2 separate regions of the Homo sapiens genome follow, and region 2 is linked to region 1. Evidence: chromatin loops called from intact Hi-C (ENCODE). Cell type or tissue: transverse colon. All regions are shown on one strand.

The links. Hi-C counts contacts between places; a loop is a spot of excess contacts. Peaks named below come from ENCODE experiments on the same cell type or tissue, not always from the same donor. Only the 100,000 strongest peaks of a DNase experiment are listed, where the experiment ranks them.
Region 2: a loop joins it to region 1, with 5 times the contacts of the local background. A loop is called at or near these places in 9 of 110 quality-filtered maps.

Annotation. Positions count from the first base shown.
Region 1 is chr14:93,800,966-93,804,965 of GRCh38, forward strand. No RefSeq gene overlaps it. Among named protein-coding and RNA genes, the nearest start is that of PRIMA1, 14 kb to the left of the region's middle. In transverse colon, no CTCF peak of the experiment used is centred here; no DNase peak of the experiment used is centred here; H3K27ac peaks cover 1,252 bases.
Region 2 is chr14:93,880,853-93,884,852 of GRCh38, forward strand. It overlaps LOC105370631 (a long non-coding RNA gene), which reads left to right. Exons shown (of 3, transcript XR_944162.3): 2 at 3,504-3,668; 3 at 3,943-4,000. Among named protein-coding and RNA genes, the nearest start is that of FAM181A-AS1, 44 kb to the right of the region's middle. In transverse colon, no CTCF peak of the experiment used is centred here; no DNase peak of the experiment used is centred here.

The sequences.
Region 1 (4,000 bases):
GGGGGCAGAGGAGAGGCACCGAGCAGGTTGAAGCAAGAGAGTGGCATTGAGTATTTGTGTAAAGACCATGCTCGCAGTGTTGGGGAGGAGGGGTAGGGTGAAGCGGGTGTGATAGATAGAAGGCAGATGCGCTGAGTGCTGGCTGAGAGACTGGACTTGGAGTCACATGGTCTAGGTTTGAATGACAGCTTCTGTCTAGGCATATGATCTTGGGCAATCCACTTAAATCCCCTGGACCTCAGTTTCTCCATTTGTAAGATGGGAATAATAATGTTACTTGCTTTGCCTAGGAAGATCACAAGAGAACATAAATAGGAATGGGTTTTGTAAACTTTAAAATACCATGTAAATACCAGACATGATCCATAATGCCTAGAGGCTTAAACATGGTAGAAGTTTATTTCTCTCTCCGGTAAAAGGAAGTCTGGGGCTGGTGGGGTGCTTCATAGAACAGGGGTCAGGCTTTTTCTAGCTTGTCGATCTGCCATCCTCACCACATAGGGGTCTTTATACCTCATGGTCCAACATAGCTGCTCAAACTCCAGCCATCATATCCTCATGCCAGCTGGCAGAAAAAAGGAACAGAGAAAGGAAGGTCGATTCCTTCCTTTAAGAGCACTTTCTGCAAGTCTGAAATGACACTTTTGCTCACATCCTATTGGCCTGTGCACAGTTACACGACGACACCAAGCTACAAGGGAGGCTGTGAAACACATTTCCTATTCAGGGCAACCATGTGTCCAGCTTAAAATCAGAGGTCCCATTCCTAATGAATTACAGAGATGGATGCTGGGGACAACCAGACACCTAGCAATTTCTGTTGCATCTTTTAATGATTTGCACTGTGGAGCTTCAGTCATACTCCAAACAGAGACACTTGCCTCCTTACGGGGAGTTTTAAAAGGCCCATCCTGTTGACAAAATCATGATGAGCAAAGACAGAGAGCAGCCTAGTGGAGCTTAGGTCAAAGAGGCAGGGGGCTGAGGGCCCCACAGCAGCAGCTGGCCATGGTGGATCACTGGGAGAGAAGCAAAGGCTTTATACCAGCCTTCTGATGAGGACACTGAGCTCTGAGAGACAGGGGAAGAAACCCCTAATCAAGAAGCAGCCATCCCATGCAGACGGTGTGGGACCAGAAGACTCAGGACACACAAGGATGTCTCCCTGGAAGACCAGAGCCTTTCTCTCAGCCTCTCTGCAGATCCTTTGTGGATGGAACAGAAGGCTGGGACCAGACACCCCTAGACCTCCCCTGAACCCATGGTCCGTACCTGAGCATAGAGAATGTTTTTAAAGAGCCCCAGAGTAAATAATTCCATCTATGTATGTTTATTTCCAGGTTCTTAGAATGCATAGGTCCTACCAGGAGATAGAATTAAGATGCTGATACCTAGAGTAAGTAAATCAGCTGATCATAATGACTAATATTTATTGGCTGTTTACTAAGCGCCACGCTCTGTTCTAAAGATATAACACTATTAACTCCTTAAATCTTCATGGCAACCTTAGAAGGAAACTGTGATGATTGCCACCATTTTATAGATGAGGAAACAGGCCAAGGGAGGTGAGGCGGCGTGGCAGGCCCCGTGTTTGCCCCCTTGCTGCATCCACCCTTTGCCATGTGACTTGGCACTGCCCCTTCCTGTGCCTCGATTCTGGGCCCCTGGGCCCTGTGTTGGACCAATGGCATGTTGGTAGGTGTGATGCACACAGAGCTGGAGAGTGCTTGGGAGCTGGGTTTGCTTGTTTTTGCTTCTCTGTTCACGGCCATGTGAAGAATGTGCCCCAGCCAGCCTGCCAGAGGTGAAAGACACATAGAACGGGGTCGAGTTGCTCAGGTCATCCCAGCTGAGGCCACCCTAGCTCGGCCATGCACCAGCAGAACCTCAGACCTGTGGGCGAACCCAGCCAAGATCAGCAAAGCTGCTGAACCCACCCGCAACACCCTGCAGGTGCATGAGCAAGCACACCTGGACCAACAGAGCCTGCCTAGACCAAAGGGATCCCACCGACTTGTGAGCTAAGTAAATACGTCTCTTCATACACCACTGCAGTTTTGCAGCATGGTTGAAGCAGTAGATCACAGATGCAAGAGATGACATAACCTTCCAGCTAATCGTTGGTGTTCCATGATCTCAACCCAGGCAGTCTGACTGCAGAACCCACACTGTTAGACACTATTCTATGTTAGGAGTTGGCGACCTATGACCTGCAGGCCAAATCTAGCTTACCACCAGTTTTTATAGCCCATATCTAAGAAGGGTTATGACAGATGAATATTCTTTTGTTTGATGATGGAGAACATTATCTTTAAACCACAATTAGGCAAAATGCTATCCCATAAAAAAGAATTCCATTTTTCTCATTAGTAGACCTATATAATAAAATATTGTACTTAGTTATTATGTTTTAAATTTCATCAATAATAATTTATGGAAATTTGTTCTGTCTTGTTATGTAAGTGTCTGCATAATATCCTTGATTCTGCCTCTTGGCCTGCACAGCCTAAAATACTTACTATCTGGTCCTCTGCAGAACAAGTATGCTGACTCCTGCTCTTTTTGATGGGATATTTCATCTTTGAATTTTGTTCTCAAGCCAAGAAATGGAAGGAATCAGACTGTTAAGAGCTGGAAAGGCCCTCGGAGGTCTTCTAAACCAAACTCAGAAGCAGAATTTGACCCCAGACCATTGGTCCCTTGGCCTCCAGCTCTTCTGTTGCTCTCTAGAGAGTCTGATAACAGCTGGATCTGTCTAAAGGCCTCCACATCTTCAACTGGAGGGTTCTTGGATCCAAAGGTCTCCTCCCCTAGTCTCCCTTCCAAGAGCTCTCACTCATGTGAGCGTGGATGATTCACCATGTCTTACTCCAGCTCTGCCCCAAGCCATCTCACATGAATCTGTGCCGTGTGCCTCTGTGATAATTAAAAAATCTGAGCGTTTAAGACGATTTGTATTGGAGACGATGGAGAAATTCTCTCCTGAAGAGTTTCACAATCTGGCCTCATTAGAAAGGAGAAATGGAATGGGAGAATTAAAGAGAAAACTCATCTCTTCCCTGAGTGTGTTAATGAGCTGAGCCACAGGAGGCCATGTGTAAGTCGGGCTGCAGGCCGCTGTAAATTAAATTTATTACGTGCCAAGGGATTCTAATAAACATTACTTAAAAATAGCAATAGACAGTCATTTGTATTATGTCATGTGACCTGGTTATGGCGACACTTTTGTGCCTCTGCTATTAATCAGAGTTAGTTTGAGAGGCCGTCGGTAAATTCTTCTAGAGCTACTGGCACCTTCCACTTAATTAAGATTGCTCTGGGCCGGGCGCGGTGGCTCATGCCTGTAATCCCAGCACTTTGGGAGGCCGAGGCGGGCGGATCACGAGGTCAGGAGATCGAGACCATCCCGGCTAAAACGGTGAAACCCCGTCTCTACTAAAAATACAAAAAAAATTAGCCGGGCGTAGTGGCGGGCGCCTGTAGTCCCAGCTACTTGGGAGGCTGAGGCAGGAGAATGGCGTGAACCCGGGAGGCGGAGCTTGCAGTGAGCCGAGATCCCGCCACTGCACTCCAGCCTGGGCGACAGAGCGAGACTCCGTCTCAAAAAAAAAAAAAAAGATTGCTCTGGAAAAAAGCAGGGTGAGTCAAAAATAGTCATAGTGTATATCATTGCACCCTAGAGCCCCTCCTTGCTCATTAAGTGATGTTTATTAGACTTTCCAAGGGGGAAAAACCTAAAAGAAAAGTGTCACTTTGTTTAATAAAATCTCAGACCCTGGAAGGTGAGCATTGGAGGGCAATTTCTTAACGGGGAAGTTATCTCTGAGCGCCTTCTGGGAGAAAGTGGCGTTAATCACTGCTGGCCCCACTCCAGCCTCACGGGGGCGCTGCTTGCTCCATACGCCTGTGGCCCCAGGATGGACTAAGGTGCTTTCTCTTAGACCCTGTTAACATAGAATGGAATCTCGTTTACAGTGCTCAGAATTAGCTTTGGCAACTA
Region 2 (4,000 bases), 80 kb after region 1:
CTGGGGCCTCTGGCAGGATGCTCCTTCTCCAGGTTTCCTTCTCGAGGATCCCAGCTCAAATGTCGCTTCCTTAGAGAGGCCCTCCCTGGGATCCTAGGTAAAGGGCCCCCCAACCTCATCCCTCTTGATCATGGTGTCTTATGTTCCTTCAGAGCCTGTGACACTACTTGCTTCTAATACAGCACAATATAATATTTACTGACTTACATGTTGCTGCCTGGATAATTAGAATGTAAGTGCCTTGAAGATGGGTCTTTTTCTTTGGATTAGTCCGTTCTCTCATTGCTGTGAAGAAATACCTGAGACTGCATAATTTATAAAGAAAAGAGGTTTAATTGACTCATGGTTCTGCAGGCTGTACAGGAAGCATGACGTTGGCATCTGCTTGGCTTCTGAGGAGGCCTCAGGAAACATGGCTGGGAGCTAGAGGAAGAGAGAGGGGAGGTGCCACACACTTTAAAACAACCAGATCTCTCGAGAACTCTATCATGAAAACAGAACCAAAGGGGGAAATCCACCTCCGTGATCCAGTCACCTCCCACCAGGCCCCCCCTCCAACATTAGGAATTACAATTTGACATGAGATTTGGGTGGGGACACAGACCCAAACGGTGTCAGCCTTGCTTCCTGCTGTAATCCCAGGACCAATAAATTCACATTCTAGGAATGTGGTGCCTACCTTCTCAGAGCCTCCTTGCCATGATTCTCTGCAAAATACAGGTTCTTGTCCCTCATTCATGGCTTTCTCTCTGGACACTTCCCCTTAGTCCACATCAGGCATGTGCAGACTCACTTAGCAGCAGAAGCTGTTTCTTAAAAAAATTCTTACCCAGAGGACCAATATATAAAATAGCTGAAGGTGATGTGGCTGAATGGGGGGAAGGAAAGAAAGGTCTCCTGAGCCCTCAGCCCCCTGGCTCTCAGTGTAGTCCCTGAGGCACCTGCAGAGATGTCTGTTTCCTGTCTGCCTGTGCTCATGGCCCCTTTGTCTAGTGACAGTGCCTGATTTTCCTCTGGGGACTCCCCCTCACCCATTTGTAGATAGGGACTTCATCCACCAGGCCCAACCAGTCTGCCAGTGCCACATCCTGGCCATAATGATTGATTCAGGAAGGGCCTGGGACCCAGGATGGTCCAAAGAGTCTGGCCTTGGAAACTGTCCTGGATGCGCTGAAGCAGAAGTTTGCTGGACTGATTGGGCTTAAACCAGTGTCTTTGTTTTTTGTACCTTATAACAGAATACTTGAAACTGGGTAATTTATTTTTAAAAAGGAATGTATTAGTCCATTTTCATACTGCTGATAAAGACATACCTGAGAGTGGGTAATTTATAAAGGAAAGAGGTTTAATGGACTCATAGTTCTGCATGGCTGGGGAGGCCTCATAACCATGGCGGAAGATGAAGAAGAGCAAACATGGCAGCCGGCAAAGAGAGAGTTTGTGCAGGGAAACTCCCATTTATAAAACCATCAGATCTTGTGAGACTTATTCACTATCCTGACAATAACATGGGAAAGGCCCACCCCATGATTCAATTACCTTCCGCCAGGTCCCTCCTACGACACACGGGAATTGTGGGAGCTACAATTCAAGATGAGATTTGGGTGGGGACACAGCCAAACCATATCAAGGAATTTATTTCTAACAATTATGGAAGCTGAGAAGTCCCAGGTGGAGGGGCCACATCTGGTGAGGGCTTTCTTGCTGGTGGGGGCATCTTTGCAGAGTCCCAAGATGGTGCAGGGCATCACATGACGAGGGGGCTGTGCATGCTAGCTCAGGCCTCTCCTCATTTCTTTACAGAGCCGCCAGTTCCACTCCCTCAATAATCCAATAATCCATTAATTCATCAATAGGTTAATCCATTCATCAGGGCAGAGACCTCAGGGCCCAATCACCTCTGAAAGGTCCCAGTTCTCAGTATTGTCACATTGGAGATCAAACTTCAACGTGAGTTTTGGAGGGGACAAACTTCCAAGCCATCGCAGCCAGGATCTGCACCCTCCTGAGAGCAAAACCCAAACCAAGCACGGCAGACTCAAGAGATGGAGAGAAGGCAGGCAGTCCTGGTAACATCGTCAGGACCCCTGGATCTGGCCATATCCCAAATCCTGAACTTTACAATGACCTGAGACAAGAGTTGTGCCTACTTTGCTTAAGCCTGTTTGAGCTGGGCTTTCTCTCACTTCTAACTGAAAGAATCCTTACTGTGACACTAAGGTACATAGAACATGGTTTGAAAGCCACTGCCGTATATCCTCCAAAAGTTGGGCAGAATGCATTTGATGTTTTTGTTTCTGCTAGTTTGTTTTCATAGGTAATAATAATGATAATAGTAATTAAAACTTTCATTTCTTTAGTAAAAGATTTGATGAAAAGCTTTCATCAAATTTTCAACATAATACCATGAAAAATAACTCTACTTCTGTCCTGTAGTTGACTATACTGAAGGAAAGTGGGGTTGAGGGATTTGCCCAAAGTCACCGTATTAATAAATATGGCAAGACTTTTCTGGAATTTATGGCAAATATGATAGAAACAGATGAATATCTTAATTGCACAAAGAACTTACATAAATTGCTAGACAAAACAAAATTTAAAAAACAAATACAGAGCAATGTCTCTGTAGATTAATGAGTAAGGAATATGAACAGAAAATTCAGAAAAGAAGTCATTCAAAAAGTAAATAATAAATGGAAAAAATTACTCACCAATAATTTGAGAAATTCAAATTGAAAAAAAGATACTATTTGTCTCATTTTAAAAATGTGCAAAGATTAAAACAAACACCAAATGCTGGCCTGGATGCAGAACAATTGATACCCTTTCACAATATTGATAGTAATGTAAATTAATGCAATTCTTTTTTTTTTTTTTTTTTTTTTTTTTTTTTTTTTTTGTAGAGACGTGGCCTTGCTATGTTGCCCAGGCTGGTCTTGAACTCCTGGTTTCAAGTGATCCTTTTGCCTTGGCCTCCCAAAGTGCTGGGTTTACAGGCATCAGCCATCACACCCTGATGCTCAAAAACATCATACGAAGCTTTTGAAAAGCTATTTGGCAAAAACATATTTAAAACAGGGGTTGGCAAATGTTTTCTGAAAAGGGCCAGATAAGTAAATATGTTCAGCTTATTGAACCATATTGCCTGTGTGCAATATGTACTCAACCTGCTATTGTGGCAAGAAACAGCCATAGGCAATGTGTAAGTGAATGAGTGTAGCTATGTTCCAAGAAAGCTTTACTTATAAAGATTTATTTATTGCCCCAAAAGCCATGATTTGCCAACTCCTGGTTTTAACCATTAAATTATTATGAAAATGATGATTATATATAAAAAAAGTACCTACATGAAAGCACACTTAGAATATAAAGTTAAGTGAATAGTAGGTACCCAATTGTATAAAATCACAACCATGAAAATCCCTAGGCACAGACACATATGAAAGAAAGAAAACATGTCTCTCTCTCTCTTTTTTTTTTTTTTTTTTTTTTTTTTGAGACAGAGTTTTGCTCCTGTTGCCCAGGCTGGAGTACAATGGTGCGATCTTGGCTCACCACAACTTCCGCCTCCTGGGTTCAAGTGATTCTCCTACAAATGTATCGCAAAGAACTCCCGCACCGTTCCCTGAAGGAGACAAAGTTTCTCCAGAGGCCAGCTCATTCCAGAGGTACGGATGGCTGGTTCTTCTCTCCACTTAATTTTAAAAAATATATGTTCTTTCTTATGAAAAAAAGAATCCGTTTCTAGAGAATTCTACGAATGGTGAGTCACACTCTGGAGTGCCACTTCCATGAATGCCGAGTGATCAGTGGAGGTGGCTCACACGCCAGGGCTCACTGGAGCCACCCTCACTCCTGACACATTCCCTCATTTCCTGCTTCTTCCATTCATGTCTGTCTTTGTCTCACTTAATTTTTGCCCCAAATCTTATCATCTTACAGAACTGAAGCTCTTTGAAATTCAGCTTCTATGAAGACTCTGCAAGCCCCAAAGTGTTTA